2 separate regions of the Homo sapiens genome follow, and region 2 is linked to region 1. Evidence: read pairs that join two places in POLR2A ChIA-PET (ENCODE). Cell type or tissue: PC-9. All regions are shown on one strand. Links, peaks and the distances in the headings refer to the core of each region. The heading gives the core; the rest is flanking DNA. Region 1 overlaps LOC107984486 (a long non-coding RNA gene). Region 2 overlaps CREBL2 (cAMP responsive element binding protein like 2).

The links. Peaks named below come from ENCODE experiments on the same cell type or tissue, not always from the same donor. Only the 100,000 strongest peaks of a DNase experiment are listed, where the experiment ranks them.
Region 2: POLR2A ChIA-PET joins it to region 1 with 25 read pairs; 15 of 35 experiments call an interaction of 5 or more read pairs at or near these places.

What each region holds. Positions count from the first base shown.
Region 1 is chr12:12,564,343-12,580,550 of GRCh38, forward strand. LOC107984486 (a long non-coding RNA gene) reads right to left here. Exons shown (of 3, transcript XR_001749010.1): 2 at 11,913-11,996; 3 at 10,793-11,012. It also overlaps the pseudogene RPL19P17. Among named protein-coding and RNA genes, the nearest start is that of DUSP16, 9.6 kb to the left of the region's middle. In PC-9, for the core only: no CTCF peak of the experiment used is centred there; no DNase peak of the experiment used is centred there.
Region 2 is chr12:12,615,747-12,631,699 of GRCh38, forward strand. All of the region lies in intron 1 of CREBL2 (cAMP responsive element binding protein like 2), which reads left to right. It also overlaps the pseudogene RPL21P136. Among named protein-coding and RNA genes, the nearest start is that of CREBL2, 12 kb to the left of the region's middle. RefSeq lists a silencer at 8,869-9,163. In PC-9, for the core only: no CTCF peak of the experiment used is centred there; a DNase peak (open chromatin) is centred at 12,515.

The sequences.
Region 1 (16,208 bases), core at 4,969-12,968:
TACTAGTGGTACAGAGCATGGATCTTGCCTGGAGGAAAGATTCATGAGAATTAATGGTATCCCCTTTGCATGCCAAAGTTCCAGTAACCTTGCTTTAACTGACATGGCTTGAAACGTTTCTCCCCTTTCCTCAGTTACACAATTAAGTTTGTGTAATGTATGATGTGGTGCCATCATAGCTATCATAGAAGTCTCTCAGGGTATTTCATCTATTTCTGGAAACAAGACGTATATTAAAGCTCATTAAAAACGAAATCAATGATTGAGTGATGTACAATATTGGTTAAAAGAGTCAGGGGGCCGGGCGTGGTGGCTTAAGCCTATAATCCCAGCACTTTGGGAGGCCCGAGGCGGGTGGATCATGAGGTCAAGAGATCGAGACCATCCTGGCCAACATGGTGAAACCCCGTCTCTACTAAAAATACAAAAATTAGCCAGGCGTGGTGGTGGGCGCCTGTAGTCCCAGCTACTCAGGAGGCTGAGGCAGAAGAATCACTTGAACCCGGGAGGTGGAGGTTGCAATGAGCCGAGATCGCACCACTGCACTCCAGACTCCAGCCTGGCAACAGAGTGAGACTCCATCTCAAAAAAAAAAAAAAAAACAAACAAACAAAAAAAAACATCAGGGGAGAAAAGGAGCAATGTAGGCTGGGATTATCAGGGAAGGCACCTTATAAAGAGTTTTGACCTTATCCTTGAAGGACAGTTCAGATTTAGTTTGCAGTGAAGAAGCCAGTGGAGGGAAGATTCCAGAGGGCAAATGGCAATGAGCCAAGACATGGAGGTGGAATGAATAATGAGTAAGGTGTATTCAAGTGACAGAAGAGTAAACCCAGTAGCAGTAGAAATCGGTATTTAGCAATTAGGTATGAGGTTAAATTTAAGAGATACAGAGGCACATTGTGGAGGTACTTGAATGTTAGAATAAATAGATTGTTACCTGCCCAGCAGGTGAAGGGGAAACCACTAAACAAGTTTACTTCACCGAAGAGTACATTTCTTTCTTTTACTAAGAAAGGTTTTCTACATACTAACAATAAATATGTGGAAACAGCCCTCTCCCTCTCCCGCTCCCGCTCCCGCTCCCTCTCTTTCCACGATCTCCCTCTGATGCCGAGCCGAAGCTGGACTATACTGCTGCCATCTCGGCTCACTGCAACCTCCCTGCCTGATTCTCCTGCCTTAGCCTGCTGAGTGCCTGCGATTGCAGGCACGCACCGCCACGCCTGACTGGTTTTCGTATTTTTTTGGTGGAGACGGGGTTTCGCTGTGTTGGCCGGGCTGGTCTCCAGCTCCTAACCGTGAGTGATCCGCCAGCCTCGGCCTCCTGAGGTGCCGGGATTGCAGACTGAGTCTGGTTCACTCAGTGCTCAATGGTGCCCAGGCTGGAGTGCAGTGGCGTGATCTCGGCTCGCTACAACCTCCACCTCCCAGCCGCCTGCCTTGGCCTCCCAAAGTGCTGAGAGTGCAGCCTCTGCCCGGCCGCCACCCCATCTGGGAAGTGAGGAGCGTCTCTGCCTGGCTGCCCATCGTCTGGGACGTGAGGAGCCCCTCTGCCTGGCTGCCCCATCTGGAAGTGAGGAGCGTCTCTGCCCGGCCGCCATCCCATCTAGGAAGTGAGGAGCGCCTCTTCCCGGCTGCCATCCCATCTAGGAAGTGAGGAGCGTCTCTGCCCGGCCGCCCATCGTCTGAGATGTGGGGAGCGCCTCTGCCCCGCCGCCCCGTCTGGGAGGTGAGGAGCGTCTCTGCCCAGCCACCCCGTCTGAGAAGGGAGGAGACCCTCCGCCCGGCAGCCGCCCCGTCTGCGAAGTGAGGAGCCCCTCCGCCCGGCAGCCACCCCGTCTGGGAAGTGAGGAGCGTCTCCGCCCGGCAGCCACCCAGTCCGGGAAGGAGGTGGGGCTCAGCCCCCGCCAGGCCAGCCGCCCTGTCTGGGAGGGAGGTGGGGGGGTCAGCCCCACGCCTGGCCAGCCGCCCCGTCCGGGAGGTGAGGGGCGCCTCTGCCCGGCCGCCCCTACTGGGAAGTGAGGAGCCCCTCTGCCTGGCCACCACCCCGTCTGGGAGGTGTACCCAACAGCTCATTGAGAACGGGCCATGATGACAATGGCGGTTTTGTGGAATGGAAAGGGGGGGAAGGTGGGGAAAAGATTGAGAAATCAGATGGTTGCCGTGTCTGTGTAGAAAGAAGTAGACATGGGAGACTTTTCATTTTGTTCTGTACTAAGAAAAATTCTTCTGCCTTGGGATCCTGTTGATCTGTGACCTTACCCCCAACCCTGTGCTCTCTGAAACATGTGCTGTGTCCACTCAGGGTTAAATGGATTAAGGGCGGTGCAAGATGTGCTTTGTTAAACAGATGCTTGAAGGCAGCATGCTCGTTAAGAGTCATCACCACTCCTTAATCTCAAGTACCCAGTGACACAGACACTGCGGAAGGCCGCGGGGTCCTCTGCCTAGGAAAACCAGAGACCTTTGTTCACTTGTTTATCTGCTGACCTTCCCTCCACTATTGTCCTGTGACCCTGCCAAATCCCCCTCTGCGAGAAACACCCAAGAATGATCAATAAAAAAAAAATAATAAAAAATAAAAAATAATAATAAAAAATGTGGAAACAGAAATTAAAAACAGAACCATTTTACAATTGCTCCAAAGAACGTGAAATATTTACATATAAATCTAACAAAACATGTACAACATCTGTGTGATGAAAATTATAAAATGCTGATGAAAGAAATTAAAGAAGACAAATAATTGGAATGGCATACTATATTCATGGATTGGAAGAATCAATAAACATGTCATTTCTTCCCAAATTGATCTATAGAGTTAACGTAATTTTCATCAATATCCCAGCAAGGTTTTTTGTAGTCATAAGCAATCTTAAACTAAAACAGTGTCCAACACATCTAGAGGACTGAGTGAGTGCTAGACTCCCCCAAGACAGAGGAAGAGCACATACACTTAGGGCACCAGCAAGGCAGGGAGTCCAAGGTTTACAATCAGATAATCTAGAAAGAAGCTATTTTTGCTTCAGTACATGTAAGTGTGTGGTTTAGTACTGTTTTTTAGTTAGAGTTAAATATGGGGAAGGAGCACCAAAATTGCTGGTTAGAATTAAATATGGGGGAGAAGCACCATAATCCTTAGTGTTTAGACCCTCTTAAGGTCTTACTTAATCCATCCCTGGCTGAAGTTTATTCATTGACAAACAGTGATTGAGTGCCTACTACCCTTATGTGCCAGGCACTGCACCTAGCTCTGGGAATATGGTTATAAATAAGATTACCTATCTCTCATGAAACTAACATTCAAGTGGAGAGAGAAGACAATAAGCCAATAAACAAAAACCACGGCCTGGACTGTGACAAGATGGACTACACAGGGAAAAAAAACTGGGTGAGGTGATAGTGAGTGACTTGGGGTAGGGGTGAAGGTGGTGGGGGAAGTTCAAATGAAGAGGGGACATTTGAACTGAGACCTTAAGGATGGCAACAGGGGAAGTGGTCAGGGTAGAGAAAACAGGTCACTCTAAGACCGTTCAGCAGAAACAGAGTGACTTGTAGAGAGTTGGTGTGTTCCCAGAGCCAAAGGAAGCCAGTGGGGCACAAAAGTATAAAACAAGGGTGGGCAGGAGCCAGATTATGTAGTACCTTATAGTGTATGGAGTTCAGATTCTATTCTGAAAGATTTAAGCAGTTAGTACATGATCTGATTTATGAAGAGGACATTTGCAATTAAGTAAGCATAAAAGGTTGCGTTTTAGAGAGTTGGGTTTTTTTTCAAGCAGATAAAAGCCTGTTTTGTTTGAATGGTCTATGTAATTACTGAGGCCACTATGTATAGACAAGAAAGGAGGAGCTTTATCTCTCGGTCTCTTCCTCCTTGGACAACATCTTGATGATCTCCTCCTTCTTGGCCTGGAGGCACTCGTCATGAAGTTTGCACACTTCCTTAGTCTTAGGCCAGTGGGCCTCAGCCTGGTCCACCAGGAGCTTCTTGCGGGACTTGTCTACCTTCAGCTTGCGGACAATTCCATGAGAATACGCTTGTTTTTGAACACAATCCCTTTCACCTTCTGGTACAGAGTGTAATACATGTGGCAATCAGTCTTCTTAGATTCACAGTATCTTCTAAGAAGCTGGCACAGAATCCTCATTCTCCTTATCCAGGTTACCTTCCCTGGCCTTTGGGCATTGGCTGTACCTTCTTGCTTACCTATGCCCAGGTGCCTGCCCTTCCGATGGTCCAAGGTTTTCTGGCATCAAGGAGCCTGGGAATGGACAGGCACAGGCTTGCGGATGATCAGCCCATGTTTGATCAGCTTCTGGATTTGCTGATGGGAGTTAACATTGGTCTCTGGGAGCCAACCAGACCTTCTTTTTGCCACAGCAAAAGACATTAGAGGAAAACTTCCTCTGAAGCCTGAGCATATGCATGGCTTCAGCTGCAGCAGCAAAAACAGTTTTAATATTCTCTATTTTTTAGGTAATATAACAGCTCCCTTTTCCAATAGGAAGAGAGAGTTTTTGACAATTTTGTTAATCTCCAAGGATCCTTTGAATGTTCCTAAGTCAAATGTTCTTAGCCTAGGATTTGTGGATTCCTAGAGAGTATATAGATGGGCTCCAGAGGGTCTAAGAGCCCCCTAAAATTTTGTGTATATATGCTTATACATGTTTTTCTGTGAGTGGGTCCCTAGCTTTCAACAGATTTTCTTTTCTTTTCCTTTTTAATGAGATGAGGTCTCCTACTGCCGAGGCTTGAGTACATAATCATGGCTCACTGCAGTCTCAACCTCCAGGGCTCAAGTAATCCTCCTGCCTCAGCCTCCCAAGTAACTAGGACTACAGGTGCAAACCACTATGCCTGGCTAATTTTTAAAACTTTTGGCCGGGTGCGGTAGCTCATGCCTGTAATCCCAGCGCTTTGGGAGGACAAGGCGGGCGGATCATGAGGTCAGGAGATCAAGACCATCCTGGCTAACACGGTGAAACCCCGTCTCTACTAAAAATACAAAAAATTAGCCGGGTGTGGTGGCGGGCGCCTGTAGTCTCAGCTACTCGGGAGGCTGAGGCAGGAGGATGGCGTAAACCCGGGAGCTTGCAGTGAGCTGAGATCGCACCACTGCACTCCAGTCTGGGCGACAGAGCGAGACCCTGTCTCAAAAAAATAAAAAATAAATAAATAAAACTTTTTTTCTGTAGAGATGGGGTCTTGCTTTGTTGCCCAGGCTGGTTTTGAACTCCTGGGTTCAACCATCCTCCTGCTTCAGTCTCCCAAAGTGCTGGGGTTACAGGCATGAACCACCATGCACAGCTGCAACAAACTTTCAAAGGATTTTATCACACACACAAAAAAAGTGAATAAGACCTACTTCACATTAAAGTCTTGGCTATACTTCTGGGATAGTAGCTGCTACTGTTATCTTAGGGTTCATGACACTGAACAAATTACAGTTCTAGAAAGAAGCAAGTTCTGCCTCAGAGATGACACTATGTTGGAGGAGGGCAATATTTACAGCAAAGTAGGAAGGAACTTCTTGGAAGAAAAATGTTAACCTGCGTGATGTGAGAACTAGAAGATACCTAGGAAATTACCTGGTACCATCTCACATTACATGTAAGAAAATGAAGGTCCAAAGAGGTTAAACGACTTGCCCAAGGTTGTATAGCTAGTTAGGGACTAAAAAGGAATTCCAAACAGGTCACCAACACTCAGCACAGCACTCTGTGCTCCCCATGGAAAGGTATACAAAGAAACTGGACTATTGAGCTTTAAAGTTTAATAGGAAATATGTGTTAAATTTTATTCAACTCAATTACACAAGTGCATGCTCATTCCTAAGGAACTGGAAGGAAAGAGGGAAGTAAAGGAGTTCAAAAATGTGTAAGTTCTCAGTCCTGAAGGAGATGAAAAACATGAATGTTAAGATGTACAATCAAAACAAAGTAAATAGCAGTAACACTTTTTTTTTTTTTTTTTTTTTGAGACAGTCTCGCTCTGTCACCCAGGCTGGAGTGCAGTGGCGCGATCTCAGCTCACTGAAACCTCCGTCTCACAGGTTCAAGCGATTCTCCTGCCTCAGCCTCCTGAGTAGCTGGGATTACAGGCACGCACCACCACACCTGGGTAATTTTTGTATTTTTAGTAGAGACGGGGTTTCACCATTTTGGCCAGTCTGACACCTGAGGTCAGGGGTTCGAGACCAGCCCGGCCAACACTCTATATTATCAGTCTATATCTGATCTTTCTGCAGCAGATTTGTTAAACAGACTCAATAAGTTATAAAAACTAGACAATTTTTCACTTATCAATTTGGCAGTTATTTTAAAAACCGGTAATCCCACAGTTGAGTTAACAATATGGAGAAACAGACTTTCTCATTAGCACTGGTGAGAATATAAACAGGTATAACTCTTCTGGAGGGCAGTTTGGCAATATGCTTATGAAAGTCTTTAAAAATGCATACCCAACAATTCTACTTTACGAATTTATCTTGGCCGGGTGCGGTGGCTCACACTTGTAATCCCAGCACTTTGGGAGGCCAAGGCAGGTGGATCACGAGGTCAGGAGATCGAGACCAGCCTGGCCAACATGGTGAAACCCTCTCTCTACTAAAAATACAAAAATTAGCCGGGAGTGGTGGCAGATGCCTATAATCCCAGCTACTCGGGAGGCTGAGGCAGGAGAATTGCTTGAACCCGGGAGGCAGAGGTTGCAGTGAGCCCAGTGAACCAAGATGGCTCCCCTGCACTACAGCCTGGGTGACAGAGCTAGAGCTAGACTCTGTCTCAAAAAAAAAAAAAAAGAATTTATCTTAAGGAAATGATAGTACTATTTTCAAAGACATGACTGAGGATATTAATCATAATAAATAATAGCTAGCATTTATTGAATATTACCTCATTTAATTCTCATAACTATTAATCTTCTCAGTTTACAGTTAACTTGCCAGTGGGACACAGTGGCTCACACCTGTAATCCCAGCACTTTGGGAGGCTAAGGCAGGCAGATCACTTGGGCTCAGGAGTTCGAGAACAGCCTGGGCAACGTAGCCAGGCCTCGTCTCTACAAAAAAACTTTAAAAAAATTAGCCAGGTGTGGCTGGGCATGGTGGTTCACACCTGTAAGGTAATCCCAGCACTTTGGGAGGCCGAGGAGGGTAGATCACCTGAGGTTGGGGGTTTGAGATCAGCCTGGGAGAAACCCTGTATCCACTAAAAAAATACAAAAAATTAACCAGGCATGGTGGCGCATGCCTGTAATCCCAGCTACTCGGGAGACTGAGGCAGGAGAATTGCTTGAACTCGGGAGGCAGAGGTTCAGTGAGCCGAGATCGTACCATTGCACTCCAGCCTGGGCAACAAAAGTGAAACTCTGTCTCAAAAAACAAACAAACAAAACAAAAAAAAATTAGCCAGTTGGGGAGGCACATGCTTGTAGTCCCAGCTACTCAGAGACTGAGGCAGGAGGATCACTTGAGCCCAGGAAGTCAAGGCTGCAGTGAGCTGTGATTGTGCCACTGCACTCCAGGCTGGGCAACACAGTGAAACCCTGTCTAAAATATCAAAGGATTTGGACTTTTTTCAAGGCAAGCAATGGAGGAGCCATTGAAAAATTTTTAAACAAGAAAGATCAGATTCACACTTTTCCATACAGAGAATGGTTAGGTGGGGCAGACGTAAAGCAAGACAGGAAACAACTGTACGAGTTAGAGAACCAAATGGAAAAGAGAAGACAGATACAAGATGATAAGCTAGAATCAAAAGGACCTTGCGACCAATTAGACATGAGCTATTAAGGGGAAAAGCAGTGTCAAGGGTAACTCCCAGGTTTCTGAGCAAATGAGTGGATGGTGGTGCTGCTTATTTTGGGAAGAGAAAAGGTAAGAAATTGAATTTTAAGCATGTCAAGTTCAAGGGGCCTATGGAACCTCAAGAGGAGTGAGTTATTGCATTTATCAATGTCCGAAGGTCAGAGGCAGTGTCTGGGTAAGAGACAAGGATTTTGGATTCATTCACCATATTCAGTTGTAGACATGAATGGCGGATGTGACCACAGGGAAAGTGAAGCAAAAAAAAATGTTGGCAATCAAGGGAATTATGAGGTTTAAAGAAGCTCATAGGCTGGGTGTGGTGGCTCACGCCTATAATCCCAGCACTTTGGGAGGCCAAGGCGGGTGGATCATCTGAGGTCAGGAGTTCGAGAACAGCCTGGCCAACATGGTGAAACCCTGTCTCTACTAAAAATACAAAAATTAGCTGGGCGTGGTGGCGCATGCCTGTAATCCCAGCTACTGAGGAAGCTGAGGCAGGAGAATCACTTGAACCCAGGAGGCGGAGGCTGCAATGAGCCAAGACTGCGCCATTGCACTCCAGCCTGGGCAAAAAGAGGAAAACTCCATCTAAAAAAAAAGCTCATAGGGAGACTGAGAAGGAGAAACTAGAGAAGTAGAAAAGAAAGCAGTGAAAATGGCTGTTACAGAAAGAGAGCCAAGAAAGTTTCAAGCAGGGCAAGAGTGTGTTTTTGGTGGGTTAATACCTCAGGGAAGTCCCCTAAGGTAAAGATGAAAATGTATTTCTTTGATTTAGCAATAAATTGACTGGGGAGAGAGTGGTTTTTGCTGAAGGCAGTCTTGCAAAGGCAAGATTGCAATGAGCCGAAGAAGGAGTAAGAAGGAATAAAATGGAAACTGTGAAATATAAACCACTGTTTCAAGAAGCTTGTTCAGAGAAGGAGAAAAGTCGGATAATCTTGTTAGAGGCAGATGTAGAATATTTAAACCCTACAAAAATCCTAATGACTTGCCAAGCAGTCTAAGGTTTTGTTTTGTTTTAATAAAACAATTCATAACAAATAGGGATTAGACAAATGAGAAATGAGAATTTCTTAGTTGCAATCTCAGGAGAGATTTTTACTACTTACAGCCGAAACTTTATTTTCAGTATTAGATGGAACACACACTTACAGCTCTTGTCAGGGTATTTTGACAAGTCTTTTAATAAAAGTGAAGTAAAATATGAATAATAATAGAATTGTCATTTCTAACCTCAGGTGTATTTATCTTTTAAAAGGCTGAAAATTACTTTTATAATTAAAAAAAATAGTGGTAGTAGGGAAAAAAGTAAATAAAAAGCTAAAAAGATTAGCAGTTGCTTATAATTTTTCTCAATTGTTGATTCACAACTCACCAAAAATTTAAATTTAAGTGGCAAATACCTATTTTTTTTTTTTTTTTTTTTTGAGTCTCACTCTGTCACCCAGGCTAGAGTGCAATGGCGCCATCTTGGTTCACTGCAACGTCCACCTGCCAGGCTCAAGCAATCCTCCTGCTTCAGCCTCCCAAGTAGCTAGAAGTACAGGAATGCGCCACCACACCTGGCTACTTTTTGTATTTTTAGTAGAGACTGGGTTTCACCATGTTGCCCAGGCTGGTCCCGTACTCCTGGGCTCAAGTGATCTGCCCACCTCCGCCTCCTAAAGTGCTGGGATTACAGGTGTGAGCCACCATGCCTGGCCCCTGTCTAATTTTTATTCTGCCTCCACAATTATCCTAAGGATTATGTCCAACTCTCACAAACTTCAGAATGAAATTAAATCTAATTCAGTTTAGCAAGTAAAGGTCTTACAGCACCTTTACTAGAAAGTCTATGCAGAAAGGCCAGGTGTGATGGCACATGTGTGTAGGCCTACCTACTCAGGAGGCTGAGGTGGAAGGACCACTTGAGGCCTGGAGTTCAAGACCAGGCTGGGCAACATAGTGAGACCTTTGTCTCTACCAAAAAAAATTGTTTTTTTTTAATTAGCTAGGCATGGTGGCATGCACCTATAGACCCAGCTACTGAGGAGGCTGAAGCAAGAGGATTGCTGGAGCCCAGGAGTTCCAGATTGCAGTGAGCTAAGATTGTGCCATAGCACTGTAGCCCGAGTGACAGAGAGAGACCCCATCTCCAAAGAAATAAATAAATAAATAAATAATCTGTGCAGGAATTGAAAAATTAAAGAATGGTAATAAAGATGCTGTAAAAGCCAAAAAATTATGAACAATTTCTTTTTTTTCTTTTTTTTTTTTTTTTTGAGTTGGAGTCTCACTCTGTTGCCCAGGCTGGAGTGCAACGGTGTGATCTCAGCTCACTGCAACCTCTGCTTCCCAGGTTCAAGTAATTCTCCTGTCTCAGCCTCCCAAGTAGCTGGGATTACAGGCATGTGCCACCACACCGGCTAATTTTTGTATTTTTAGTAGAGAGAGGGTTTCACCATGTTGGCCAGGCTGGTCTCGAACTGCTGACCTCAGGCGATCTACCCGGCTCAGCCTCCCAAAGGGCTGGGATTACAGGCATGAGCCCCTGCACCCGGCCGTATGAACCATTTCTTTAGGTGAGTTTTGCTTCTTTTTATCTGACCCTGAAGAAAATAATTGGAATGAATACAGTAATTCCCTTCCCCTTCCCCTTTCCCTTTCTTTTCGACAGGGTCTCACTCTGTCACCCAGGCTGGAACACAGTGGCACCTTCATGGCTCACTGCAGCCTCAACCTTCTGGACTCAAGTGGTCCTCTTGCCCTCTGAGTAGCTGGGACTACAGGCATGTGCCACCATGCCCAGCTAATTTTTGTTTGTTTGTTTGTTTTGTAGAGACAGAGTCTTGCTTTGTTGCCCAGGCTTGTCTAGAACTCCTGCACTCAAGCAATCCTCCTGCCTCGGCCTCCCAAAGTGTTGAGATTACAGGCATGAACCACTGTGCTTGGCTTCCTTTTTTTCTGATATAAATAATCTGTTTTTTAAAATTGCTGTTTTTGAAGGCCAGAGATTTTTTAATGTTTTTTTCATTTTCTGAGTAAACATATGTCTCAGTGTACTAAGTTTTTAAATTCACAGTGGCTTTCTGGACTAACAGTGACAACATTCAGTCACAACATTCATGTTTATAAATGTAAACATTTACCTTAGGAACAGTCTTTAACCAGTAACTGAACCTCTTGTTCAATGTTGGTTAAACAGCAAGATGGGATATTCTGACCAAAAAGCAGAAAACCGATTTTAATTAAAAATACTTTTAAAGTTTATGTAGTCAATTTTCTATTGTCTTGACACAAAAGATCTATACCTCTAGTTTAGGTCACTGAGTTTTAAGAATATCTCGGCTGGGCACAGTGGCTCATGCCTGTAATCCCAGCACTTTGGGAGGCTGAAGCAGGCAGATCGCAAGGTCAGGAGTTCAAGACCAGCCTGGCCAACATGGTGAAACCCCATCTCTACTAAAAATACAAAAATTAACTGGGTGTGGTGGTGGATGCCTGTAATCCCAGCTACTCGAGAGGCTGAGGCAGGATAACTGCTTGAACCCAGGAGGCCAAGGTTACAGTGACCAAGATCACACCACTGTACTCCAGCCTGGGTGACAGAGCGAGGCTCCGTCTTGGGGAAAAAAAAAAAAAAAAAATCTCAAACCACTATAGTGGTTTACTATATTTCTAGTTACTATAAAGAAACTGGAAATGTAATGGATTTGAAAATAAACTATCATCATGTCAAATCAAATACACCACAGGCAGCTCTTTTGTACAAGGAATATTCTGGGCTTTTAACTCTCATAACCCTCAAGAGTTAGATATTATTATTTTGTATTTTACAGTGGAGGAAACTGAGGCTGAGAAAAGTTAAAGAGTTTGCTCAAAGACAAATAGCTAGTAGCAAGTTAGGACTCGAACCCAAGTTTTCCCAAAAGGAGCTTTTGTTGAGAAGATAAACAAAAGTACAAATATAAGTTACCACCAACAAAAATTACCACAAACTTAGTTAAAAATAACATTATAGGAAATGCCACTATATTAGAAAGCACTTCTGTGATTACTGGTAAAACGTATCATTCAGATATGAGCTACAAAAGTTAGAAAAAATGAGAACTTGCTGACCTGGGGCAGAAGATTCAGCCGGCAACAAATTCCAGCTTCACCACACACTGGCTGTGTGGCTTGAGGGAAACATAGTCTCCTCATCTGCAAAATGAAGATAACATCAACCTTCCAGAGTTATTGTGAGGGTTACATGAAGTACCAAGTAAAGCTCCAAGTAGAGGGCCTAGCACACATAGTAAACACTACATACTGACTCCTTCCTTCTTAGGAAAGGCTCTCCTTGGGTCTAAGACCTTGAACAATAGATTGAGTTGGGATATTGAAAGAGAATGGGGAAGCTCATTTCAGGAAGAAAAAAGAAGCAGAAGTCAGAGATACAGCAGGAAAAATTGGGTTTAAAATAGTTTACCTGATGCAGAACATTTAAATTTAAGGGTATATAATAAGCCTGGAAAGCAGTTTGGGCCAAATTACATCAGGCCTCAGTCAAAGATTTTAGACTTTATATTATAAGTAGCAGGGAATGACGGAGAGTTTGGTTCCTTTGTTTACATTATGCTTTATTGACCTTATGTTTTATTATAAAGCAATACATGTTCATTGTAGAAAGTCTGTAAATTGGCCGGGCGCAGTGGCTCATGCCTGTAATCCCAGCACTTTGGGAGGCAGAGGTGGGCAGATCACTTGAGGCTAGGAGTTTCAGACCAGCTTGGCTAAAATGGCGAAACCCTGTCTCTACTTTAAAAAATTAAAATTTAGCCGGGCGTGGTGGCGCAGGCCAAGATTGTGCCACTGCACTCCAGCCTGGGCAACAGAGCAAGAGACTCTGTCACAACAACAACAAAAAAAAAAAAAAGAAAAAAGAAAAAAAAAATCTGTAAATTACAGAGAAGTGTGAAGAAAAATATACAAAACACCTTATTCAATAGTTACCTTGAGAGATAAATTTTTTTATTGTTTTATCCTTTGGTGGAATTTTTTTTCTTTTTTCAGTAGCTTTACTGAGGCATAATTGACAAATAGAAATTATATAATTCAAAGCATACAGTACGAATATTTGATATACATATACATTGTGAAATGATTACCACAATCAAATTAATTAACACATCTTTCCCCACACACAGTTACTATTTTCCTTTGGTAGTATTTTGATTGAGTTTTTTTTTTCCACGTACATTTGTTATTTTAATACTAATAATAAAATGTATAAGTACATGGAAAACATTAAACACATTTACATAACTGTTCTTTTTATAAGAAGATTTGCCTCTCAAAAAAGGATTTGCATATTTGAGATGGTCAGATGGCCAGTGAGAGTTCCCCAAGGCTAGAACCACACATTTTATAGGGTACAATGGTTGCTAATCTTTATATGCATCTTGGCCTATCATTTCAACATATCGTTGTAACACATTTTTCTTTTATTTTTAATATAGCTAAATTATTTAATTTCTTTAAAAAATATTGCTATCATAACACTCTCCAAAGATTACCTCTGGGGACATTTGGGTGTATCTTTTTCAGTTTGAAGGTTTGAACTTGAAGATAGATGGAATAAAAGTGGGACTTTAGGTGGCTTACTCTGACCAAAGCAAATTAGAAAGATGCGAGGAAGGAGATTATAGAACAAGGAAGACCATATTGGGCTATGGTAGCAATTCAGGCATAGGTCAATAGGTCAAAAACGGGCAAGACTGGTACAGTGACAATGGACATGGAAAGAAAGCAACAAACACAAGTAACAATACAGAGGGAGAATTGACAGGACTTGGTGACTCACGAGCTATGGAGGGTGAAGGAGATGAGTAATGAAAGATGATGCTAAGGTGTCACCTTTGGCAATTTATATAAATTTCAATTTCCTCATCTATAAAATGGGGTTAACAATTGTACCTTCCTCATAGGGTTATTGGGAGGATTAAATGGATGACATCTAAAATGCTTAGCACAAAAACAGGAATGCATTCTTAGCCAATAGTGGCTGTCATAGTTTTTATAGATGTTGAATCTACATGGCTGGGTTTAAGAATAATGAAATTCTTAAATAGGAAAGTCAGGAGAAAGGTCTGATTGAGGTAGAGAGGTAGAGTTGAGCTATAGTTTAGACATGTCAGATTTAGGTTTATGGTGGACAGTTGATTAAAAATGTTCAGCAAGAAGCCACCACTGGCAGTGATGTTTGACAGTGGGTACATTTTAGGAAGACTTCATGTTCATGAGAAGCAGATACCTGGAGGGTGGATACCGCTGCACAATGTCCACATGTCTGCCCGTAACCTCCACTTAACGATCAGAAATTACCTGATCTAATAAGCAATCTCTACATATCGTACACTTCCCGGCTGAGTGGCTCTGGTAGGACAGATACCAAAGTAGTGAAGCATTTAAAGGTTTTGGAACCAGACAGATCTGTTTGAATCCCGACTCTTCCATTTACTGTTGTCTAATTGCAGGAAAAATAATTTTCTTAGCTTCACGTTTTCTTATTTACAAAATGGAGTAATAAAAATTTCTACCTCATAGCATTGATGGGAGAATTAAATGAGACTATTTAAAATAAGGTCAGGCATGGTGGCTCACACCTGTAATCCCAGCAATTTGGGAGGCTGAGGCGGGCAGATTACCTGAGGTTAAGAGCTCAAGACCAGCCTGGCCAACATGGTGAAACCCCGTCTCTACTAAAAATACAAAAATATGAACGGGGCCTGGTCTTGGGCACCTGTAACCCCAGCTACTCAGAAGGCTGAGGCAGGAGAATCGCTTGAACCCAAGAGGCAGAGGTTGCAGTGAGCAGAGAACATACCATTGCACTCCAGCCTGGGTGACAAGAGTGAAACTCCGTCTCAAAATAAATAAATAAATAAATAATAAAACATAAAAATACCAAGTTGTTTTGTTTTGTTTTGTTTTGTTTTGTTTTGTTTTGAACAGGGTCTCACTCTGTTTCCCAGGCTGGAATGCAGTGGTACCATCACGGCTCACGGCAGCCTCAACCTATCCCAGGCTCACGTGATCCTCCACCTCAGCCTCCTGAAGTAGCTGGGACCACAGGCGCTTGCCACTAATAAACTGTTAATTGTTGTACTTTTTGTAGAGACGGGGTTTTTGTCTTATTGCCCAGGCTAGTCTTGAACTCCTGGGCTCAATCAATCTGCCCGCCTCAGTCTCCCAAAGTGCTCAGCCACTGCACCTGGCCATAAATACCAAGTATTGCTATTAATCATGCCTCTCCTTGAGGTTAATAGTTCGTTTATATTTCCTCTCCATTCTTTACGGTGTCAAACATGAGAGGCACTCTCTGCTAACTGCTGATCACTGTGCCTCCACAACTTTGGTTTTCAGCCTCTCCCCATGGCTCAGTTCTTTTTGGAACTTTGTAACTCATAGTTTCGTGAAATTCCAGAATGCCAAACAGCATCTTTGGAGGAAGATGGTCTGTTAGTCTTTGTTTGGAGAGAACTTCTGTATTAGTTTCCTATCACTGCTTAAACAAATTACCACAAACTTAGTGACTGAAAACAACACAAATGTATTGTCTCACAGTTCTGTAATTCAGAAGTACAAAATGGTCTCCCTAATAAAATCAAGGTGTCAGCAGGGCTGCATTCTTTTCTGGAGGCTCTAGGGGATAATCCATTCCCTCACCCTTTTAAGTTTCTAGAGGCCACTTGCATTCCTTGGCTCATGGCCTTCTTCCTCCATCTTCAAAACCAGCAATAGCAGCTTGAGTTCTTTTCACCTCATCAACCATCCCTCTGGTTCACTTCTGCCTCCCTCATCTCCTATTAAAGACCCTTGTGATTATATTGGGTCCACCTGGATAATCCAGAATGCTCTCCCTATGTTAAGATCTGCTAACTAGCAACCTTAATTTCCTTTGCAACTTTATCTCTCTTGCCATGTAACATAACATAGGACAGGTTTTGAGAATTTTGATGTGAACATTTTGGGGGACCATCATTTTGCCTACCGTACCCTCCACAAAGAAAACTCCAGGGAGATTTGCCCCTGCTTTGTCTCTCTGTCTTGCAGGACCTAACTGATCCTCTAAATCATGAACCATCTATCACAATATGATAATTGCAATAATCACAATTGGGAGGCCTTTCATGATAATATTTTTCTTCTGGTCTAAGTCTGATTCTGTTCCATGCTTAAAGATTTATTTGTAGCTAAATACAATGACTGTTAACTAAAAATTCATAAAGAAATAGTGATCTTGGCCAGGCACAGTGGCTCACGCCTATAATCCCAGCACTTTGGGAGGCCGAGGTGGGTGGATCACGAGTTAAGGAGTTTAAGACCAGCCTGGCCAACATGGTGAAACTCCGTCTCTACTAAAAATACAAA
Region 2 (15,953 bases), core at 7,762-15,761, 54 kb after region 1:
CTCCCAAAGTGCTGGGATTACAGGCATGAGCCACCGCACCTGGCTACAATATCACCTTTCTTGTAGGTTTCCATGTATGTGGCCGAAGGAACAACTCCATGTGTTCTAAAAGGCCTGGAGAACATCTGTTGGTGCCTTTTCTCTTTGCCTTTGTGTTAATCATTTTGGTGAATTACTGGAAGATGGCAGTTCCAGCCAAAAGGCAGAAATAATATTTCATAAAAGTCTTTGGTAGCTTGATCTTTCAGTGTTAATTTTGAAATTAAATATTAACACTGTATCTATTATCTTGATGAGAAAATAATACTAATGTTATGGGTATTTAAGGATGGTAGAAGAACATACTGTTCTTTATTTTTCCTAACTTGAGATTCAGAATATATTCTTTCTGATTTTCAGTTTTTTCCTTTTCAGACCTTTGAAACATTTAACAACTTTCTGAAAGTCTTCAATAATTTCAAATAAGTCGAAGAAAAATACATAGGATTTTGGGCTACTTAGCTGTAAGATCATATAAAAGTTATTTCTAAAACTAGCAATCTGGTGGGGTGAAGGAAGGTTCAAAATGTCATTGTTTAGCCTGAAAGAGTGAAGTTAAAATTTGAGGGCAAGCTATCCGTGAATTACTTCCTAAAGGATACACAGGTAAGCACAGTGAATTTGATTCTCACTCTTTATTAATTCATTGTTTTTATAAGTACTTAGAAACCAGCAGCTTTGAAAACCTTAGTGAGCATCAAAAAGAAAATTCATTTAAATGTCTCTGGATGGAGAGTGCCTCTGGAATACTCTACTTGCACTTTGAATGCATGTTGTAGTTGTAGATAAGTAATATTTACATGTCATGTATAATACTGGACTCTCCTTCAACAGTCAGGCAGTGTGAAACTGTCCTTATATAAGGCTTTGGCAGCTCCCAGCCCTGCGTTTTCTGTGCCCTAGTTATAATCCCACAAAATTGTACTGTCCTCCTAGTATATACAGACATACACACAAAACACACTTTTCCCTCACATTCTGTATGAGTCACACTCTCTCGTCCCATTTTCTTCAGTGTAAGGGAAGATGAGGATTGGGGTTTGGAAGTATGGTGGCTGTGCCCTTGAGAGCATAAAGGATGATAAACTGGCTGACAGCAAGACCAGGGCAACAGGAAGAAGACAGAGTAGGCAGGAACAGCAGTTATAGAGAGGTAGTATTTGAGTGAGTAGGTCAGGAAACATGATGATGATAATGTGAGGGCCTCCCTTTATAAAGATTTTGTATTCTGAGTTGTTTTTACCAGTGGTGATAAATGAGTTTGCTGCGAGTTCTCCACACTCTGCCATCTAGCTGGCTGGAGTGAGAGCAGGACAGATTTGAATGGGGAATAGCTTTGCCTCCCAAGTTTCTAGCAGTGTGCCTAATACAGCATAAAGTACTCATTTATAGAGATTGAATTGAATTGAATCAGGGTGACATTAAGGAGATTGCCCTGATGTACTCGGGCTTTATTAATCAGTGTGCTCCAGCTGAGCAAACCAGCCAGCACATACTTACAATGGCAAATGAGAGAAATAAAGCAAGAGACAGATTTGGCATCTCTAAAGTGGGGGTTTAGGAAAGTGTTAAGTAGCAGAGCTCAAATACTGAGTAGATCTCCTACTAGGCTAGTTGGGAAGGAAAAAATCTTGGCTAATTTATTTAACTTTTTTGAGCTTCCATTTCCTTATCTGTTAAATGTGGCCAATAGGTGAGGCCTTGGTGAAGATTAGGGTTGATACATTTAAAGCTCTAGTACAGACTCTAACACATAGTAGGCTCTCAAAACACGTTATCATTATTATATTACCTAACAGTGATTCCTTGTGCTTTACTACGGTGCAGTAGGTCCCTGAGATGCTCATTTTAGTAATTCTTTTTTTTTTTTTTTTTTTTTTTTTTTTTTTTTTTTTTAGTATTTATTGATCATTCTTGGGTGTTTCTCAGAGAGGGGGATTTGGCAGGGTCACAGGACAATAGTGGAGGGAAGGTCAGCAGATAAACATGTGAACAAGGGTCTCTGGTTTTTCTAGGCAGAGGACCCTGCGGCCTTCCGCTGTGTTTGTGTCCCTGGGTACTTGAGATTAGGGAATGGTGATGACTCTTAACGAGCATGCTGCCTTCAAGCATCTGTTTAACAAAGCACATCTTGCACTGCCCTTAATCCATTTAACCCTGAGTGGACACAGCACATGTTTCAGAGAGCACGGGGTTGGGGGTAAGGTTACAGATTAACAGCATCCCAAGGCAGAAGAATTCTTCTTAGTACAGAACAAAATGGAGTCTCCTATGTCTACTTCGTTCTACACAGACACAGTAACAATCTGATCTCTTTCTTTTCCCCACATTTCCCCCTTTTCTATTCGACAAAACTGCCATCGTCATCATGGCCCATTCTCAATGAGCTGTTGGGTACACCTCCCAGACGGGGCGGCTGCCGGGCGGAGACGCTCCTCACTTCCCAGACGGGGCGGCTGCCGGGCGGAGACGCTCCTCACTTCCCAGACGGGGCGGCTGCCGGGCGGAGGGGCTCCTCACTTCTCAGACGGGGCAGCCGGGCAGAGATGCTCCTTACCTCCTAGACGGGGTGGCGGTGGGGCAGAGACACTCCTCAGATCCCAGATGGGGTCATGGTGGGGCAGAGGTGCTCCTCACATCCCAGATGGGGTGGCGGGGCAGAGGCGCTCCCCACATCTCAGACGTTGGGCGGCCGGGCAGAGACGCTCCTCACTTCCTAGACGGGATGGCGGCCGGGAAGAGGCGCTCCTCACTTCCCAGACTGGGCGGCCGGGCAGAGGGGCTCCTCACATCCCAGACGATGGGCAGCCAGGCAGAGACGCTCCTCACTTCCCAGGCGGGGTGGCGGCCGGGCAGAGGCTGCAGTCTCGGCACTTTGGGAGGCCAAGGCAGGCGGCTGGGAGGTGGAGGTTGTAGCGAGCCGAGATCGCGCCACTGCACTCCAGCCTGGGCAACATTGAGCACTGAGTGAGCGAGACTCCACCTGCAATCCCGGCACCTCGGGAGGCCCAGGCGGGCAGATCACTCGCGGTCAGGAGCTGGAGACCAGCCCGGCCAGCCCGGCCAACACAGCGAAACCCCGTCTCCACCAAAAAATACAAAAACCAGTCAGGCGTGGCGGCGCACACCTGCAATCCCAGGCACTCGGCAGGTTGAGGCAGGAGAATCAGGCAGGGAGGTTGCAGTGAGCCGAGATGGCGGCAGTACAGTCCAGCCTCAGCTGGGCATCAGAGGGAGACCGTGGAAAGTGGGAGACGGGAGAGGGAGAGGGAGAGGAGGGAGAGGGAGAGGAGGGAGAGGAGGGAGAGGGAGAGGGATCATTTTAGTAATTCTTAAGTATATGCTGTTGTATAAGATTTGTAACACCTACACTACCCTTTGCTCCAGACTATGCTCCAGATGGGACAGGGGCAGTGGGGTGGGACATAAAATGAACTTAAGCTCTGTCATTAAGTTAGATAGTGTGAGAAAGGTAGTCTCCTGAGGCCACCTCCATGTTTACCACTAGGAAAAAGTGCTTGTTTTTATGAAAATTTCTTCTTGGCCAGGTGTGGTGTCTCATGCCTGTAATCCCAGCACTTTGAGAGGCCAAGGTGGGTGGATTGAGTTCAGGAGTTCAAGATCAGCATGCGCAACATGGCGAAACCCCATCTCTTCAAAAAATATAAAAAATTATCCAGGTGTGGTGGTATGCAGCTATAATCCCAGCTACTCAGAAGGGAGGCTGAGGCACAAGAATTGCATAAGCCCAGGAGGTGGAGGTTGCTGTGAGCCGAGATCACGCCACTGCACTCCAGCCTGGGCAGTGGAGCCAGACTCTGTCTCAAAGGAAAAAGGAAAGTTTCTTCTCCCTTGACCTGCTGCATTCAATTAGAAAATAGAAATGTGTTATTTTCAGAGGCTTTGATCATAGATAGAAGGTTCTTATTTTTTATTTTATGTTGGACTTTATTGAATGAACACATGAATGAATTGAAATATCCTAAGGCGTCAAGATCCAGTTGAGGGACTGATGCAGGAGTGGGCCAACTACTGGCTGCAGCATGCCAATGTGAGCTGCCATTTCCCTCCACACTTCTTTTCTACCTTGTGTTCTACGTGATTATCTGGAAATGAGGTTTCTTACACTTTCCTTACCCTTTTAACCCTCTCCCTCTGCCAAAGTCTTCTGATTCTTTCCAGTTCTGAGTAGTTCTGGTTCTCAAAAAAATTTTAATTTGGCAAAAAAATCTCTTTGACATTCCCTCATTTATCTTTTGGCTCCTTAACCATCCTCTGCTGCAGTTGGAGCTACCTTCCTTGGGCCGTGCCTTATAGCCCAGACATTTTCTGCTTTTCCTGTCCTCTTACTCACATCAACACTTTCTAGAAGACCAAGACAAAAGAGCCATGTTGTCTATTAAACAAATCTCTGACAGTAGACATTAATGTGCTTGCTTTCTTTTCTTTTCTTTTTCTTTTTTTTTTTGAGACGGTCTCACTCTGTCACCCAGGCTGGGCACAAGTGGTGCAATCATGGTTCACTGCAGCCTCCACCTCCCTGGCTCAAGCGATCCTCCCACTTCAGCCTCTGGAATAGCTGGGATCACAGGCACCTGCCACCATGCCTGACTAATTTAAAAATATTTTTTGTAGAGACAGCCTGTGTTGTCCAGGCTGGTTTCAGACTCCCAAGCTCAAGCAATCTGCCCGCCTCTGCCTCCCAAAGTGCTGAGATTACGGACATGAGCCACCATGCCCGGCCGCCTTCCTTTCTTGTCTAGGTTACATGCACATTTCAACTTGAGTACCTCTACAGATAATTCAGAAACCAAGGAGTAATTTAAATACCACAGAAACCAGTTGAAATCTAAGTTTAAATAACCTTAATCTAAGTTTAATCTAAGTTTAAATAACCTTATTCAGAATGTTTTGTCCTCTTAAGATTTTCAGAAAAGTTTATTTATTAATTCATTCAACATTTGTTGGACACCTGATATGTACGAGGCATTGTGCTAGGCATTGGAGTTGCAAAGATGATTAAGAGTTTGTAACTGTTCTCAGGGAACATTTTATTGGGTGAGGCAGACAAATAGAAAAGTAATTACAATACAGTGAGGTAGAAAATGAGGGCAATAGAGGCAAAGTTCTTTTGGGGCAGTAAGAGTGGGTGCTTAACTGTCGAGGAACGTCAGACATGGGTTTACAGAGTAGGAATGAATCTTTAAAGAACTGGAGTCCCCTCCAAAACAGGAAAGATGGAATATCCTGTTGTAAAGCATCTTGCACAGTAAAGTAAGTATTTTGGTACAGCTAGAGAAGGATCGACAGACTTTCTGTAAAGGGCCATGCACACCATATGGTCTCTGTTGGAATTATTCCACTCTGCCATTGTATCATGAAAGCAACCATAAGCAGAATATAATGAATGGGCATGGCTGTGTTCCAGTAAAACTGTATTTTCAAAAACTGGGCCAGGCACAGTGGCTCACGCCTGTAATCCCAGAACTTTGGGAAGCCAAGGCGGGCAGATCACCTGAGGTCAGGAGTTCGAGACCAGCCTGACTAACATAGAGAAACCCCATCTCTACTAAAAATACAAAATTAGCTGGGCATGGTGGTGCATGCCTGTAATCCCAGCTACTCGGGAGGCTGAGGCAGGAGAATTGCTTGAACCTGGGAGGCAGAGGCTGTGGTGAGCTGAGATCACACCATTGCACTCCAGCCTGGGCAACAAGAGCAAAACTCCGTCTCAAACCAAAAAAAAAAAAAAAAAAAAACTGGCAGCAGGCTATATTTGAGTTGCCAGCAGGGCGGTGATATATTAACCCTGAGCTACAGCGTAAAGCAGAAGTAGAGGTGTGGTCAGAGATGAGGATGAAAGATAAGCAGGGACCAAATTACAATATACCTGGTAAACAAGGCTGACAAATTTGGGTCAGTATCTTTCAGAGTGGAAGAGACCTGGTGAATCAGATTCTTTCGGGATAGGGTCTGGGAATTTAAATTTTAATAGGCTTCCCAGTTGAGTGGCTCTTATGTGTAATGAGGTTTGAAAACCAAGGCCATAAATGTTGGGGAGCCATTGAAGGGTTTTAAAGCAGAAGTGACAAAATCTGATTTGTGTTTTTGAAGAAAAATGCCAATGGCTATATGGAGAACAGATTAGGGTGAAAATGTAGGAACTGGGACAAGACCAGAGGCAGACGGTCCGATTATGAAAGAACATGGGTTTTAGCATATGACTGGAGTTCAAATCTCATTTTCACCCTTTCAAACTGTTGTGATTTTGGACAGATTATTTAATCTCTTCAGATATTACTTTCTTCAGATACGGATTGGGTGTGTTAATAAGGACCTTATTGAGTTATTGTGAGAATTAAATGTAATATATGTGTGATCCCATACCAAAATAACTTAATACATACTGAGTTCAATAAATCCTGGTCTTTTTTGAATTCTCACTGGCATGGTTAGATTGCACAGAAGAAAGGCCTGGACTGAAGACCATATTAGAGACTTTACAATGTAAGTTGCAGTTGATGCGGCGTGCATAAAATTCTGAAAAGATAAAGAGTGAAGAGAATAGAGAGCTAAAGAGAACCCTGGAAAACTCTAAAGTGATCAGAAGATTCTTGAAGAATAGGACTCAGCAAAATAAACTGAAAAGAGAGGTCAGTGACGTAAGAGAACCAGAAGACAGGGCTGTTATGCCATCTAAGAGTGGAGAGACTTTTAAAAAGAGGACTTACCAGTTGTGGGGGATGAGGGAGGGGATAGGGGTTGAGAGAGGAGAGGCAGAAGTTAACTCTCAGGCTAGAGATGCCTACTTGATCTTTCTCCTGTCGACTAGAAAAACTGGCAGAAAGGTTAGCAGCAGGAAGATGTGAGTAGACTTTGCTGCTTTCTGTAGATCTGGCAAATATAAAAAGAGAAGAAGCCTAACCCACAGCTGTGAAGGAAGTTATGGGAGCCTTAACATCAAATGAAAACGCCACTGCTTGTTTTTTTTCTTTAAAGTGGTAAAGAGCAGTGGCTAGCCACATTCATATTTATCTTAATTTTTCTTTAATCCGTGGGAGATAACTTTTCTCTTTATGTTTTTAAGAGAAAGACAAAACAAGCCCTCCTGTTTTCCTTTTTGGCTGAGGCTGCTGGTACTTCTTCATCTAAATACAGTAGTTCTCTTAACTTTAACAACTTGAAACTTTTATTAGTTGCCTTAATTAGAGCATCAGGATGTAAATAAGTGTAAAAAGGGTGATAAAAGAAGAGTTCTTAATTGCTTTTCAGATTTTACATCCCTGAGAGGGAGCATTTCTTTGTAACAACTTCTTTTTTTTTTTTTTTTTTGTAACAACTTCTTTAAAGTTGTTGGTGATAGTAGTATCAGTTTAAATCACTTTCAAAATATTGCTGATTTTTCTTTTTCATTTCATTAAATTATCAATCTTTTAATAAATATCTCTTAAATGCCTGGCTCTGTGCTGGATACTATGGGGTTGCAAAAGAAGTAGAAAACACAGCTTCTGTGCTTGAGGAGCTCAGACTACTTGGGGAGATAGAAAAATGTGTGAGTCCACTAAAAAAAAAATAAAGCATATAAATTCAGTGGGATATTAACTCTGTGTTCCAGAACTTTGAAGAAAAATGACTTATGGACTGAGGGTGGTGGTCAGTGAGAGCTTCAGAGAAAGAGGGCTAGAGCTGATCTTAACAAAATAAAACAAGATTTGCCCTTCTGGATGGTGGGAGGATAGAGGGAAAATAGAAATGTAGGTATAGTTAGAAATGCAGGGGATGGGGTTCAGGCTGGTGGTCTCTAGGGAGACTGGCTTGAGTTGATAGAGAGGGTGCCTGCTGGGGATAATGAAAGAGAGAACTGGCTTTTTGTGGGAATCCTGGATGCAGTGGGCTGAATGGTGGCCCCTAAAAAGATATGTCCATGTCTGAATCCCTGGAACCTGTGGTTATCACCTTATATGGTAAAACAATGAATATTACCTTGTATGGCAAAAGATGTGATTAAGGATTTTGAGAAGAGGAGCTTATCCTCCATTATGTGGATGGGCCGTAAATCCAGTGACAAGTGTCCTTATAAGACTAAGGTAGAGGGAGCTTTGATGGACAGATGAGGAAGCAGCGTGACCACTGAGGCAGATTGCAGTGATGTGGCTACAAGTCAAGGAATGCTGGCAGCCACCAGAAGCTGGAGAGGCAAAGAATGGATTCTTCCCCATGACCTCCAGAGGGAATGCAGCTCCACCAGACTGCCCCAGTCTGGACTTCCAGAGCCAGAGAATAAATTTTTGTTGGTTTAAGCCACCACATTTGTGGTAATTTGTTACAGCAGCCCCAAGAAATGAGTATACTGGATATGGTGACTTAGTAAGTAGTGCTGAGCCAGAGGTCTTTTCTTGAACTCGAGGGTGACATGGCCAGGGGCCATTAGAGAAAATTTATTATTTCTATAATGATCAGGTATTACTTTTTTACAGGGAAGAAAAACACCCTAAAGTTATTAAAAGAAAGGTTAATCTGGCAGCTCTTTGCAAAATGAATTGACTAGGGAAGTGGGGTGGAAACGGAGAGATGGTGGGGAGATGCACTGGGAACCTATTGTAACAACCTGTGAGTAGTGCCCTGACTGGTATTAGGGAGTCAGTGAAGCAGGATATTTCCCTGACCCTTTCACGGGACTCACAACGGGTGCCTCATATACTCAGCCCACCACTCTCAACTCCTTGCAGGAGGGAGCATGTGAGCAAATGAGTGAGGGAACTGGAGTGAATGAGCACGGGAATCGGCCAGCTGCTTTGGTGCTAGCAGGAGTGAACTTTATGCAGGCCCAATGGCAGCATCCAGGTAGGGGTGCCTGAGACTTCCGAAGCCCCAGAGGGAGTGTTACAGTGCTCTTTGAGCTCTGCCATCCGTGGATAGCTCAACTGTTAATAGCTCAGTGGACTCTTTGCCTTTTCTTGTGAGGCAACTGCCTTCCACCAGCAAGGACAAAGGGCCAGTGTGACAGCCTTTTGTATCTGCACTTGTGGCTCCCAAGCTCTTATCCAGCGTCCAGGTAAAATGAGGTCACACAAATGAATTGAAGGATGGTGAATGCAGGGGATTTTATTGCTGATGAAAGTAGTTCTCAGCAGGAGGGGGAACTGAAAAGGGGATGGGACTGGTAGGTAATCTTCCCTTGAAGTCCAGCTGTCTCCAGCCAGACTCTTCTCTGAAGTTATGCCGTCAAGCCATTCCTCTGAAGTCAAGCCACTTCTCTCTGACATCTAGCCGTAGTCTCGTCTACCAGTCTCGTCTGGGGGTTTTATAGGCACAGGATGGGGTGGGGCAGGGCCATGGGTGATTTAGGAAAAGGCAACATTCGAGTGGGAAAACAGGGATGTAAGTTCTCATTTTGGGCCGTCATTTCAGGCTTTTCGGCTTGAGGATGGGGTTTTGTCGGGGACCCACCCTTTTCTGTCTAGAATTTTCTGTCCCCTGTCCCTCTCAGTAGGAATGGAGAAGAAGAGAGAAATCAGAGGTTTATAAAGGAATACATTGGCATCACTTTAGTGGGTGAGCATGGAGAATCACAATAGCAGAGGGAAACTTCAATGAGGTGTAACATGAAAAAGTTTGTTAGTTAACCTCCTCAGCACACCCCTTAACTGAGTGCCTAATATCAAAGTGAGTTACATTAAATGAATGACTGTATAGCATAAATACAGCAGTGCATTTAATGCACCTGTCAGTGTTAGAGCTTTTTCAGGAAATTATATGATCAGATTAATGTGTCCTGTCTGAGATGTGGATGGTAATAGGCATGCTTGATTACCTTCTGACAGGTTGCCATGATACAAATCTAGGGACTTGGGTTCTAGTCCTTGCTCTGATGGAAGTCTCTGGACTAAAATCTTGTCATCTATGAAATGAAGAGATCACATATCCTTATCTGTGTCTATGTATACACATCCCTCCACCACCAGCATTCTTGTCTATATTGATATTCTGCTATCTGCAATGTTATTGTTTATTTCATATCTGCTTCTTTTCACTAGTCTAAATACATTAAGATTAAGTGTCCTATTGTTTTGTATTTATCCCTAGAGTTTTACAGTGTTTGGGACAAAGTGGGTATTTAATAAAGGGTCATTGAATAAAGGAATTAATGTGCTCCTCTTTACCTGAAAAAGATGAGGATAATAGTGCTTACCTCATCTGAGGTAATGTGAAATAACATGAGATAGCGTGTAGAGTGCCTCACTCAAGGCCTTGTTCATAATGAGCGCTTTCTGACCACACACCCTGGTTTAGCCCCGAATTTATGTTTTTATTCTGTTTGTCCTGAAAAATGGGAGGTAAATGGTCCAAGAATCTTTGGAATAGGATTAAATGTGGGTGCTGGAGGCTTCCTCATTTTAAGAAGCCCCAGTTAACTCCTAAAGAGCATGCAACTATAATTATATGTTCTCTTTCTGTGGAAGTTAAACTTGTTGACTGTGAAGCCTAGGCCATCCATAATTTCCTCAGGCCTTTGCAGACTGATTTCTGTTTTGTCTTTCGCTGTAATGGTTAATTATAGAATTATCAGCAATCCCTCCCTTGATTAAATCCAGTTTTATCTTAATTCTCAACCTTAAAACTCATGAGTTAGAACCTTATGCTTGACCCCTCCCCTCCAGAATACTCATTCTTCTCATAAGCTTCTGTATCTGTGCTACCTTGATTCTTTCCTTTCAGCTATTTTTGCTTTTTCAGGCTCACTAGGCAACCATGTCTTTTTAAAAAATAATAGCTTTATTGAAAGGTAATTCACAAACCATAAAATTCACCCTTTTAATTTGTTCATCCTGTGATTCTTAGTATATTCACAGAATTGTGCAATGATCATCACTATCTAATTCCAGAACAGTTCTATCACTCCAAGAAGAGACTCTTACAAACAAACTGTGGTACATCCCTCTGGCAGAATACTATTTAGCAGTAAAAAGAAACGAGTTGCTAGGTGTACCTGTAGTTCCAGCTACTTGGGAGGGTGAGGCAGGAGGATAGCTTGAGCCCAAGAGTCTGAGACCAGCCTGGGCAACATAGCGAGGCCCTGTTTCTTAAAAAAAAAAAGAAAAGAAAAGAAAGAAAGAAAAATAAATAAACAAGCTATCAAGCCACGAAAAGTCATGGAGGAGCCTTAAATGCATATTGCTAAGTGAAAGGAGCCATTTTGGAGAAGGCAAAACTGTAGAGATAGTAAAAAGTTCAGTGATTGTCAGGGTTTCAGGAGAGGGAGGAAGAGAGGGAGGAATAGATGGAGCACAGGGGGTTTTTAGGGCAGTGAGACGATTCTGTATGATACTGCTTATCAAAATTCATAGAATATACCACACCAAGAGTGAACTCTAATGTAAACTGTGGACTTCAGTTACTAATAATAAATCAATGTTAGTTCATCAATTATAATAAATGTACCACACTAATGAAAGATGTTAATAATAAGGGAAACTGTGAGAGTGGAGAGGGGATAGTATAGGAACTCCCTGTACTTTCTTCTTAATTTTCCCGTAAACCTAAACAGCTGTAAAAAAATAAAGTCTATTGATTTAAAAAAGAAAAAAAGAAACTCTGAGGCCATTAACAGGCACTCCCCATTTTTTCTTCCCTTCTCAGCCCTAAGCAACCATTAATCTACTTTAAGTCTCTATAGATTTGGAATAATACAATATGTGGCCTTTTGTATTTGTCTTTCACTTAGCATAATGCTTTCAAGGCTATCAGTGTTGTACCGTGTGTCAGCACTTCATTCCATTTTATAGCTGAATAATGTTCCATTGTATGGATATACTACTTTTTGTTATCTATTCATCAGTTGATGGACATTTGGGTTGTTTCTGCTTTTTAGGTATCATGAGTAATGGTGCTGTGAACATTGATATACAAGTTCTAATGTGGACCTATGTTTTCCTTTCTTTTTGGAATATACCTAGGGCTGGAATTGCTAGGTTATAAACTTTATGTTTAACTTTTTGAGGAACTGCCAAAATGTTTTCCAAAGTGGCTGCACCATTTTACATTCCCACAGCAATGTATGAGGATTTCACTTTCTCCACATCTGCACCAGTACTTGTTACTGGTTGTCTTTTTTTTTGAGACGGAGTCTCACTTTGTTGCCAGGATGGAGTGGTGCAATCTCGGCTCACTGCAACCTCCAACTCCCGGGTTCAAGCGATTCTCCTGCCTCAGCCTCCCGAGTAGCTGGGCCTACAGGCGCGCGCCACCATGCCCAGCTAATTGTTTTTTATTTTTAGTAGAGATGGGGTTTCACTATGTTGGCCAGGATGGTCTTGATCTCTTGACATTATGATCCGCCCACCTCAGCCTCCCAAAGTGCTGGGATTACAGGCTAAGCCACCATGCCTGGCATTGGCTATCTTTTTGATTATGTAAACATCCTAGTGGGTGTAAAGTGATATATTTTGTGGTTTTCATTCACATTTCCCTGATGACTAATGATGTTGAGTATTTTTTCATTTGCTTATTGGCATTTGTATATCTTCTTTGGAGGAATGTCTATCCAAATCCTTGCCCCTTTTTAAAATTGGGTTGTCTTTTTATTATTGAGTTGTAAGAGTTCTTTATGTATTCTAGATACAAGTCCCTTATCATATTTGTGATTTACAAATATTTTCTCCCATTCTGTGGGTTGTCTTTTTACCTTGATTATCCTTGAAATACAGTTTGGTAGCTTGTGCTTATCATATCTAAGAAACCATTGCCTAATCCAAGGTCATAAGGAGTAAATCCTCTGTTTTCCTCTAAGTTTTATAGTTTTATCTCTGACATTTAGGCCTTTGTTCTATTTTTTTTAAATTTGAGACAGGGTCTCACTCTGTCATCTAGGCCGGACTGCAGTGGCACAAACCCAGCTTCACTGCAGTCTTGACCTCCTGGGCTCAAGAGATCCTCTCGCCCCAGCCTCCCAAAGTGCTGGGATTACAGTGTGAACCACTGCACCCGGCTTGTTCAATTTTTAATTTTTGTATATGGTACGAGGTAGTGATCCAACTTAATTATTTTGCAAGTGGCTATCCACCTGTCCCAGCACCCTTTATTGAAGAGACTATTCTTTCCCCATTTAATTGCTTTGGCACCTTGTCAAAAATCAATTGACCATAAACGTAAGGATTTATTTCTGGATTCTCTATGCTTTTCCATTGGTCTGTATGTCTGTCCTTGTGCCAGTATTACACTGTCTTGATTACTGTAGCTTTCTAATAAATTCTGAAATCAGAAAGTGTGAGCCCTCCAATTTGCGTCTTTTTCAAGATTGTTTTGGTTATTCTGGGTCCCTCGTATTTCCATGTGAACTTTAGGATTAGCCTGCCAATTTCAGCAAAAAGGTAGCTGAGATTTTGATAGGAATTTTGTTGAAACTGTAGATCAATTTGAGGAGTATTCCTTTCTTAATAATAATAAATCTTCCAGCCCACTAACATGGGCTGCCTTTCCATTTATCAGATCTTCTTTAATTTCTTTTAATGATATTTTGTGGTTTTTAGTGCACAGATTTGACACTCCTTATGCTAAATTTATTCCTGAGTATTGTATTCTTTTTTAGGCTACTGTAAGTGGAGTCATTTTCTTAATTTCATTTTCAGATTGTTCATTGATAGTGTGTAGAAACACAACTGATTTTTGTATATTGATCTTGTATCCTGGACCCTTGCTCTACTCATTTAGTAGCTCTAATAGGTTTTTTCAGGGGGGCAAGAATTCTTTTGGATTGGATTTTCTATATATAAAATCATGTCACCTTCAAGGAGATAGCTTTACTTTTTCCTTTCCTTTCCCTGAATGCTTCCTATTTTTTCTTGGTAGTTCAGTGTTAAATAGAAGTGATGAGAGAAGACAAGATTGTTGCCTTATTCATGATCTTTGGGGGAAAGCATTCAGTATTCTACCATTAGTAAGATGTTAGCTGTGGGTTTTTTGTAGATGTCCATTATCAGATTGGGGAAGTTTCCTCCTATTTCTAGGTTATTGAGTGTTTTTATCATGTGAAGATGTTGAATTTCTGTCAAGTCCTTTTTTTGTGTGTGTGTGAGATGAACATGCAAGTTTTGTCCTTTTTTTCCTGTTGATACAGTGTATTATAGTAATTGATTTCTCAGTTGTCAAACCAACATTTATTCTTGAGATAAATCCCTTTTAGTCATGGTGTATAATCTTCTTTGTTGCTAGATTCAGCCTTCTAGTATTTTATTGAGGATTTTTTGCATATAAATTCACAAGACCATATTGGTCTGTAGTTTTCTTCTGATATCTTTGGTTTTGGTTTCAAGTACATATTGGCCTCGTGGAGTAAGTTGAAATAAGCTTTCTCCTATTCCACTTTTTGGAAGAGTTTGTGAGGTTAATTATTTAAATATTTGGTAGAATTCATTAGTGAAGTCATGTAAACCTAGGCTTTTCTTTGATTACTAATCGAATAAAATTTTTTATTACTGATTGTGTCTTGTTATTGCTATAGATCTAATTCAGATTTTCTATTTCTTCTTGAGTCTGTTTTGCTACTTTGTGTCTTTCTAGGAATTTGTCCATTTCATCTAGGTTATCTAGTTTTTTTGGCATGCAATTTTTCCTAGTATTCCTTTGCATCCCTTTTATTTCTGTAGTGTTAGTAATGGTGTCTCTTTCGGTCATGATTTTAGTATTTTTGAGTTTTTTCTTTCTCTAATGGTCCGTCTAGCTAAAGGTTGGTGAATTTTGTTGATCCTTTTGAGGAACAATCTTTTGGTTTCATTGATTTTTCTCTGTTGTATTTCCATTCTTTATTTTATTCATCTCTGCCTACTATTTATCATTACATTCTATCTGTCTGCTTTATGTTTAATTTGCTCTTCTTTTGCTAGTTTCTTAAGGTGGAAGATTAGATTACTGATTTGAAACCACCTTTCTTCTTTAAAACAAACAAAAAGGTGTGTTCCGCTCCCTCTGAGGAATGCTCCAGTTGTACCCCATGAGTTGTGGTATGTTGTATTTTCTTTTTCTTTCATCTCAAAGTATTTTTCTAATTTCCCTTGTAATCACAATTGCCATCTATTTTCCTCAAAGTATTTTTCTAATTTCTCTCATAATCACAATTTTCTTTGACACATTGGTTATTTAAGAATGTCTTTTGTTTTTTAACTGTCATTTATTAAATACTGATTACCAGGTACTAAGAATTATATGACACAGTTCCAGGTGCTTACTTTGAAAAAGTCATGACCTTTAGTTTAGCTTGTCTTAAAAGAGAAAGTGTTTAAAACAGGGAGTTGGAAAATTGGGACCTTTAGTCTTGCTTGTAATCAGTAGACTTTAACACTTTTGACATATAATGAAGACAGACTTAGTATTTCAGAAACCTTACTGATGTCTAACATCTTTAATAGCCCACCTTTGTGAAAGAAGCTCTCTGTGAAGGGTAAGAAAAATCACTGGCTAGCGGGTTTCTTTTCTAAGTGATTGGAGGTAGGGAGACAGGTCTTTATTGTTTCCCTTGGGCTCACTGTCCGCATCTCACAAATGTGCTCTAGGGCAGAAAAAGACATAAAATGGATAGTGGGTAAAGAGGTATACTGTTTTAAAGCCAGCTGTTTAAATTTTCACATGACTCTATGTCAGTAGAAATAAAATTAGAACAGGAAAAAAAGCTAGATGTGTGGGGTTATTTTCATAGTTTTCTTTGGAGTTTATGTCGGTACATGAAAGTCAGTAATTTTGTTTACCCATATTAATATGCTTCCTCACAGAAGTTATCAGGAAAGAGCAAGGGAACAATGTGGTTATCATTGAGTTTGTGAAAACTATGAATTGTGAAGAATGGTCTTTTGGCCCAGGAATTAGTGGGCTTGATTTCAGTTTTAGCTGCTGGTTCTTGGTTCCTAATTAACGCCCCCTAT